Regions from separate parts of the Homo sapiens genome. Here all the other regions are linked to region 1. A link is a contact called in ENCODE Hi-C or POLR2A ChIA-PET data. All regions are on one chromosome and are shown on one strand. The core of a region is the stretch at or near the end of the contact, and the rest is flanking DNA. Distances in the headings are between cores, read along the strand shown.

What was found. A loop is a pair of places that touch in the nucleus more often than their neighbours do. ChIA-PET counts read pairs that join two places held with the same protein, here RNA polymerase II (POLR2A). Pooled maps may share reads with other maps.
Region 2: a map of CD8-positive, alpha-beta T cell shows a loop between it and region 1 (6-fold over the local background). The contact joins the promoter of GPRIN3 here to the promoter of AFF1 in region 1. A Hi-C loop is called at or near these places in 4 of 168 maps with a recorded cell type or tissue (CD4-positive, alpha-beta memory T cell, CD8-positive, alpha-beta T cell and naive thymus-derived CD4-positive, alpha-beta T cell) and 9 of 50 pooled maps. POLR2A ChIA-PET finds 5 or more read pairs at or near these places in 1 of 52 experiments (activated CD4-positive, alpha-beta T cell).
Region 3: a loop to region 1 is called in a map of CD8-positive, alpha-beta T cell, with 11 times the contacts of the local background. The contact joins the promoter of TIGD2 here to the promoter of AFF1 in region 1. A Hi-C loop is called at or near these places in 3 of 168 maps with a recorded cell type or tissue (CD4-positive, alpha-beta T cell, CD8-positive, alpha-beta T cell and naive thymus-derived CD4-positive, alpha-beta T cell) and 7 of 50 pooled maps. POLR2A ChIA-PET finds 5 or more read pairs at or near these places in 1 of 52 experiments (A673).

What each region holds. Positions count from the first base shown.
Region 1 is chr4:86,933,695-86,936,408 of GRCh38, reverse strand. AFF1 (ALF transcription elongation factor 1) reads right to left here and starts at 1,398. Exons shown (of 21, transcript NM_001166693.3): 1 at 1,169-1,398. It overlaps AFF1-AS1 (AFF1 antisense RNA 1), which reads left to right and starts at 1,559. Exons shown (of 3, transcript NR_038841.1): 1 at 1,559-1,922. It also overlaps a transcript of C4orf36 not described here. RefSeq lists enhancers at 1-83, 1-480, 481-1,022 and silencers at 335-473, 944-1,693.
Region 2 is chr4:89,306,420-89,309,133 of GRCh38, reverse strand. GPRIN3 (GPRIN family member 3) reads left to right here and starts at 1,334. Exons shown (of 2, transcript NM_198281.3): 1 at 1,334-1,519. RefSeq lists silencers at 1,255-1,324, 1,335-1,384.
Region 3 is chr4:89,110,164-89,112,877 of GRCh38, reverse strand. It overlaps TIGD2 (tigger transposable element derived 2), which reads right to left and starts at 1,345. Exons shown (of 2, transcript NM_145715.3): 1 at 995-1,345; 2 at 1-811. RefSeq lists a silencer at 1,088-1,537 and enhancers at 1,618-1,697, 1,728-1,837.

The DNA of each region.
Region 1 (2,714 bases), core at 149-2,648:
CTACCTAACGTTTCTGTGCTTCAGTTTCTGAGCTCTTCTCACTTTGCAACTGTCCCAGGGAACACTGGGTCTTCGCCTTAATTTACAAGTTTGCACTGAAGGTTTTAAATCAGTCTGATTTCCCCGTGGTGAGTCACACCCCGCAACGTGCACCAAGGGGGAGGGTGTTTAAAATTATCTCCGGCTCCACCCTTAAAACAAATCACTTGGCTGCAAGGCCTTTCCCCCTAACAGAGACTGGTTCAAGGGAGATTCGGACACATCTCCACCTCCAAAGCCAAGTGCCTTCCCGGGATGATCTGCATAACAATTTGCGGGTGCTGGTGGTGGAGAAGCTCCGGGAAGAGAAAACTAGCCGGACGGTATCGAACCGCCCGCAGGCCCGTCGCAGCTCCATTAATGCAACTACCATTACACTAAGGTAACGTGTGATTCACACTCTCCACCTTCTCTCCCCTCTCATTCGCTGGCTCCGGCGCTCGCACCGTCGGAGGGTGGGGTTGCGACGGCCACAGAGGATGGGACACCCGAGGGAAAAAAGCATTATCAAGAGAAATTAACCAGTCCCATACTAAAGACGCCTCTCCCTCTGTCCCTGAAGTTAAGTCTCAGAAGGTGGCTCCAACTCCTCCCCGGAGGCTACGGACCACCGACACACGCCTCCCTCCTGCTCTCAGCGAGACGCGGCGGGAAGCCCTCATCTCTCTCCACGACAGGCACAGGGAAGGGTCCCGGGGTGCAGGAGAGAAGAACCCCACTTTTCCCCGCCCCCTCCCCCCGAGAAACTTCTGGGACTCATTACGCAACTCAAGTAGCAGGTCCCAACAACGGGACAGCTCTCCGCAAAACGCGGGGTGCACAGGCAAACGTCTGACTTGGGGGCTGCGCGTGAGGGAGGAGCATGGGTCTCTTCCCATGTCCCCGTCCCCTGTTTTTCTACGCGCTACCTGCCGCGGGATCGCAAGTAGGGCGGTGAGAGCTCTGAGCCCTAGCCCGTTCTCCCCGAGGGCTCCCACCGGAAAAGTGGGAACGCCAGCGACTTGAGTCAGCGTGCTGGGAAGCCGGCAGAGAGGCGGGGAGAGCCTCGGCTTCCGAGAAGTCCGCGGCGGCGGCGTCGGGGGCCGGGCGGATCGACCCCCAGCCCTGGGTGGCGCAGGGCTGCGCTCACCTTCCAGACCCTTCCGTCCTCTAGTCCCGGGTCGGGCGCCCTCGTCACCTCCGCCCTCCCCTGACCTGTTGCGGTGGGAAAGGGCGCAAGTGCGGACGACGCAGGGGAGCGCCTCCTCCCGGGGCTCGGCTGCGGAACCGCGGAGGCAAAGGTGCAGCTGCGGCCGCAACGCGCGCAGGCGGCGGCCGAGTGCGCAGGGGCCGCGCGCGCCCGTCGCTCGCTAGCTGGCTGGCAAGCTCAGCACGCCGGCTGCCCGGGACGCCCCGAGGCCACGCCCTCCGCGCGAGGCCCCGCCCCCACCCCCACCTCCCGAGCTGCGGTACCGGGTTCCGCCCCGGCCCGCGCCCTCTAGCTGGCGCCACCCAAGCGGCAAGGGACGTCGCGGCCCTCCCGGGATTGGTGGGAGGATCGTGGGGGAGCGGCAGCTCAGGACGGAATACGGCAATGACCGCCCCGGTCGCGAGGGTGACCCTGCCCCGGGCTGCTGTGGGGGCGCAAGAACCCTTTCACTTTACGGCGAGATTAAGCTCAGGGTCAAGTTCTGAGCAAAAAGTGTCAAGGAGCCTTTTTGCAACCTCCTATAATATTGAAACAGATTCTGTGCCCTTTAAAGGAGATAATAACTAACATCTGGGGAGCGCTTTACAATTTAGAAAAGGCCTTTCACACACAGGCCTGTTTCATCTTCACAACAATCTTATAAAACAGATATATTGTTCCCATTTCCCAAATAATGAAACGGAAGCGCCGAAAAGTAAGTATTGTGCTCAATGTCACAGGCTACTAAGTGGCATGGGAAACCAGGTCTCCTGAATCTAGCCTCCGGGTTTCTGCTCTCCACCAGCCCAACCTCAGAAAATTCTAATAGGTGCAGGGGGCTTTGGCAAATAGACCCATGGGAAGAAGGGGAAACTTATGTCTAGTTAAGTCGCTGCCCGATTCCTGCTGTAAACATACCAAGGAAAGCAACAGGCTGTCTTCATTGTGTTGTCGCACCTTCCTTCCTGAAAGGGACGCAGAAAGATTACATCAAATGGCCCAGATGAGATTTCGCCGACAGTATTTTATGGTTTAAAATGGGTGAAATTATTTGGATGAAGAAAAGCGCCTTACTTAAATTTAATATGATGTGTAATGTAAATTGGTATAATGTGTGAAAATAAGCCCCTCCCTGCCTTCTCTGCCTTTTCTCTTTTTAATTTTGTTTGTCTCTACTGCTCTGCTCAACTCTTTTATTGTCCACATAATTGAAAACCTAATTGATGGATATTTGCATTTCCAAATTAAACCTTTGGCTACTTGACTTAATTTCCCATGGATTGTTTTCCAAAATATAACTCTTCGCCCTACTCCATATCCTCCCATCGGGAGATTGGTTTACCTAGACAGCTAAAATAATTAAGGTGTCCCTGATGAAACCTGGTGGTGTATCTATCTAAGATGAAAGTTCTGGTCATCCCTGAGCAGGATGGGACAGGAGTCATCTCTTACAAAGTGTTTGTACACCTTTTAAAGGTTTCTAACAGAGACTGATCTCTATTCTAAT
Region 2 (2,714 bases), core at 85-2,584, 2.4 Mb before region 1:
GGCGGGCGGATCACCTGAGGTCAGGTGTTCCAGACCAGCCTGGCCAACGTGGAGAAACCCTGTCTCTACTAAAAATACAAAAATTAGCCGGGCGTGGTGGTGGGCGCCTGTAATCCCAGCTACTTGGGAGGCTGAGGCAGGAGAATCGCTTGACCCCGGGAAGCGGAGCTTGCAGTGAGCCGAGAGCGCGCCACTGCACTCCAGCCTAGGAGACGAAGCAAAAAACAAAAAACAACAACAACAAAAAACTAAAAAAGCGTTTCCTCAGTCCCTACCCCAGACCTATTGGATCACAATCAGCATTTTAACAAGACCCCCTAGGTGAGTCCTGTGTACTAGATGAGAGGATATATTTTGGATTGGTTTGAATCCCAGCTGAGCAGGTTACTACTGTGTGACCTCAAGCAAAGTGTTTAGATCATATAAGCCTGTTTCCTCGTCCACATGGTAAGGCACCTCAATGGGTTGTAGTAAGAATTAAAGAGGCTGAGGCTGTATGTAAGGCATTTTTCACAGAGCCTTCCAACAAATACCCAGTTAATAATGAAGCTCTTTTCATCGTATCATTTTGCACCATCTACAGCTGCTAACCATACTACACATCCATTCAGGATTCTGGAGCTGCTCAACAGGGAAGATTTCCAAAGCCCTCAAAGCCCTCCAAGCCCATGGGGTAGCGGGAAGGGGATGGGGACAGGAACACTGTCAGCAGTGCCTCTCCGAATACGCAGGATACTGTACATTTTGCAAAACATATTACTTATCGGATGATCTTGCTTTCAGATCTCCACTGCACGTGGCTTTATTGGAAACCTTCTGCTAGAGTCTAGACTCAGCCATGGAGTCTGGTGACCTGTGGGAGGGAGCAAGGGCCAGAATGCCTGCTAAATCGCTCTGGGTCCCCAGCCCTCTTCCTTAATCCCTTCTTAACTTTCCATCTGTCTCTGGTCTCCAGGGGTGCAGAACCACAACCCACCAGACCCCTCCTAGCTCCCGGCCCGGCGCTCAGCAGCCTGGGCTGCAACACTTTCCCCCAGGACCGGGAAGGCGGGGGAGGGGGTTTGGAGGGGGCGGAGCTCGGCCTCCTGCTGCCGCCGCTGCTGCTGCCGCCGCCGCCGCCTGCAAAGCTGTCGCCCCTCTCTCGGATGCTCAGGCTGGGCAGCGCTGGACAGATGGGTACACCCCGGGCCTGACGGATGAACAGTCGGGCAAGTGAACTCTCACCTCCAAACTGGCTCTGCGCCCGGCGGGGGCGGCGGCGGCGTCTGCAGCCCCGCGGTGGGGGCAGCCCCCTCGGTCTACGCCCGACTGCTGCGCGCCGCCTCTGCTCTTGGCATAGTAATTTCAGTTCCTGAACGCACGGAGCTCGCTCCGGGACCGGGCTGAGAAGGACCTCAGCTCGCGGGCCCGCCGGAGCCATCGGTGTGGCGCCGAGAGACGGTGCTTGGGATATGCGACGGGAAGCCCCCGCCACAGCGCAGGCAGTGGCCCCGCCGCGCCGCGGAGCCGGGCAGAGCAGGTAGGAGACGCCCCCTGCGCACCTCCGCCTGGCGGCCAGCGCGGGGGACCGGAGCCTGGTGGTGTGCTCTGTAGGGATGCGGAAGGGATTCGGTCCCACATTTTGCACAGGGATCCTTTGCCTGTTGCTCTTGTCTCTGTCCCATCCTGCGCTCTAGGAGGGGCAGTCTTTCTCGCAGGTGATGAATTTCTCTGCAAGGTCATTGCTCTCTTTGGCTCTGGCTTTGAAGGTAAATGGGAGAAGACGCCTGCTGATCGTGGGCAGGGAAATTTATAATCAATCGGGTCTGCACACTGCGAATATCCGAATATGAGGGGTGTGTGTGTGTGTGTGTGTGTGTGTGTGACATTTGTCTCATTTTCCTATGCTTATCCCCTTTAAGGTCAAAACATAGAAATATATATTACATATGGATGTATGTATGTGTGTGTATATACACACACATACATAAATGCATATGTAAATAGGTTTTCTTGAGGTAGGCAGAAAGAAGAGGAAGGGCGGGCAGGGGTTGATAAAGGGAAATCGTTGTAGAGACATGTTCACTAATAGAGGCGAACTTTGGAACCACATTAAATCAGGGTAGAGACTAGAGGTGATAAACGGTTCTTTCAAGATGGGCTTTAGAAGAGGTCTGAAGGAGCCTGTCAGCCAACACACACAGAAGATCTTCATGCTCTCCAGGCAGATGGAAACGATGTAGGCATCATTTCAGACGCAATAATGGACAGTGAAAGAGGGAAAAAAGGAGAGGTACTTAATATGCCACTGGGAAGTGAATTTTGGGTGATGGGAAGGCATCGAATCCAGACCAGGTTTCAAGGGCTTTCTGGAGGGCCATTGGGAGAAATCACCGCTTGGGGTGTAGGCAGTTCAAGGTTAAGACGATGTGAATGTCCACAAAGCAGCCGAGGAGGTGGGCAAAAGGCAAGGGCTTGGAGGGGGAGGGGAGAAACAGAGCTCTGAGCAGTCACTCAAGAAGCACCCACCTTTGAGTAAGGTGTCTTCTTCCTCTTGGTTAAAGCGGTACTTGGGTATGCTCCATCTAAATATTTTCACAACACATTTGTTTAAAGATCCATTGGACTATGTTTTTATTTTGTTTTTGCAAGGTATCTGGGTCATGGTGGGACTAGAAGAAACTGAAGTGTTTACAACACCAGCAAGATTTGGGAGAGAGGGTTGATTAAGGCTT
Region 3 (2,714 bases), core at 96-2,595, 2.2 Mb before region 1:
CCTCTCACTTCTAGGGCCTAGATGGATAGTGACCAATTTCCTGACAAGGTCTACGTGAATCTACTTGCTATTTTAAAACTTACAAACTTCCTACAACAAAGCCTAGCGCCAATTAACTCTTATCTTCTATCTTTCTTCCTCCTCAGGGTTCAGGGTCTTTCATGAAGTGCAATCACACTAGAGGCTAGAAACTGTACTGGTAAGGCTTCTAAAACAGTACTATTGCATACTCAATTCTTGCCATCCTTGCAGGTAATGTTCTTTGCCAGAATAGCCACTAAATCTCAGGTGGAAGTATTTTAGGAAATGTGCTAGGGAGTAAACAGTTTAAGTCAAGAGAGGACTTGCAAACTTGACATACAGGAAAATACAATGGGAAAACTCACCCTCTGACTATGTGGTCTTTGTCAAGCAGTGGATTGTATGGAATGCTGTCTCTCTAGGCACGGACTCTGCTATAGGTTGCGCAAGTGAGTGCTTGTGGAAATCATACGCAAGAGAAGATGACCCGGACAGAAGTGAACAGTGCAAATAAGGTGAAAGTGGAACAGGCAGAAAACTCTACTTTAAAAGCGACTTAAACCTACTAGATTTGGCAGCTGGAAAGGAGGATAGTGGACATGTGATGTCACATTACTAAAGAAAGCATCAAAAAAACTGCATCGGTGGAAATGAGGACCCAAGGTAGAGGCTATGGGGTGGCAGGCTCGGTGAAGATGATGTTACAATAATCCTGGTGAAAGACGATCCTCGATGGACCAACAGAAGCAGTTCCTGTGGGGGCTGTAGAGATACTCGGAGGCTCCGAAACCTAAAGGAAAATACCAAAAACATTTTCTTTCAATTCAACATCAGGATCTGTGGCATTATCCACATTTATCCTGCAACTATGTTGAGAAAATTAACGCCTCCTATCAATGTGATAGCTAAATACGACAAATAATGCTTTCAGGCATAATCTGGGGTGACAGAGAGAGGGACCTGAAGAGCCTACCTCCTGAAATTAAGAGGTCAGGGAGAAGCCGTGTTAGCGAGGGCCTCTCCCCGCTGGGCGAGCTTCAGAGCGCGGGACGTCTTTCCTCCCGCGGAGGGAGCCCGGATTCCGCCTGGACGCCGGCGACCAGGATGTCACTGCTGCAGCCAGCCAGCCAGCGGGCGGCCGCTTGGCACAGGGAACGCCAGTCCGCCGGCCCCGGGCATCGCCCTGGGACCGCCTGCGCGGCGCCCAGACCACACTAAGCGCAAATGGAGTCTCCTGAGGCAGGCTGGCACTGGTGGCCCGGCAGCGGCGAGGGACGAGCGGAGAGGGACGAGCGTCGCCGCCGGAGCCGGAAGGCGGGGGATTAGAGAGCACGCGCGCGCCCCCGCAGAACGTTGTGCCGGCGAGGGGGCGGGGCCTGCGCGGGTGAGCGCACGCGGCCCGGGGGAGGGGACTCCGGCGAGCGGGCGGGAGGGGCGGGGGCCCGGCAGGGGTGCGTCTCTAGGCGCTGCGTGGGTTCCACTCACCGCCTGGCCGTTTCGGGGCCGCAGTGCCTCCCTGGCCGGCAGGGGGAGGCACACGCTCGCCTTGTCCTGGCGCTTTTCCCAGTGGCCCGGCTCTGCCGACGAGGCTCTTTTCTCCCTAGGGGGAAATTTTAAAATCTCACCCCCCCAGTGCTGGGGGGAAAGCGGAGGATCCTCGCGTGCCGGGAGCGGGCTGCGAATGGGGCAGGGCGAGCGCACGTGGGGCGTGTTTACAAACAGCAGCCGCGCCGCCTTGCGGAGGCGGTCCAGGTGTCGGAGCCCAGAGTCAGCGCGCGTGGAAAGTGCTAGCCCGAGCGAGGATCATGAGGCACGGTAGGAGCCGGCGGACGTGGGTTCCGGGCAGGAGCTGGGGCGTTCGCTCGGCAACACCCAGCCGGACAAGCCCAGGGTGCCGAGGCGCGGCGGGCTGCGGTAGAGCCGAGTGTCGGGTCAGCGCTCCCCGGTGCTGATGCTCCGAAACTCGTCACAGTCGCTGTAGAGACGGACCCTTTGCAAAATCGACAGCACCTGGGAGACCCTTGAGCCAGTGGGAGGCGTCGTGGTAAATTTCCTGCCGTGCCTCGACGCCCGGGGCTTCTCAAGTGGAATCGGGGAATTGCGCTTTGACTGATACTCCCTTTATTTGTTTCCAACGGAGACATCTGCGGAAGGGTCACCGCCTTCCTGGAGGAGAGAGTGGTGCACCTCCACCTTGCACCACCTGTTTCCTGGGAAACGCGGTCAGGCTGCCTTCCTTTCCGTCTTGTGTGTGCGTGTCAGTTTGAAAAATTGGAAATTCTTCAGTGAATTATCTCTTCCATATGAACATAAATGTAACCTTTTCGTTAACACAAAGTAACATAGTAATTCGTCATTTCTTTGACAAGGCCATATACTGTTTCTGGAATTTCAGAAACTTGGAGATGGAAATCAAAGCGAGCATACTGTAGAAAACAGATGTTGATTCTAAGCCTTCTGTTTGACTCCGCCGCCAAAACTGCTCAATTGCCTTTCTCAACATAGCAGCCTTCCACTATCTGGCATGACAGAAATTCTTTGATCTAGTTATGTTGTGAGGTTGTAAGTGGCTTTTGGAGAATACCTGCTTTTAGACCTCCCCTCTTCCCTGCCTTCCATTTGGCTTCCAACAAGCCAGTCCCTTTCTGGAAGTCCTGGTTGCCTGTTTTGGGTACATTATAACTTACTTCATG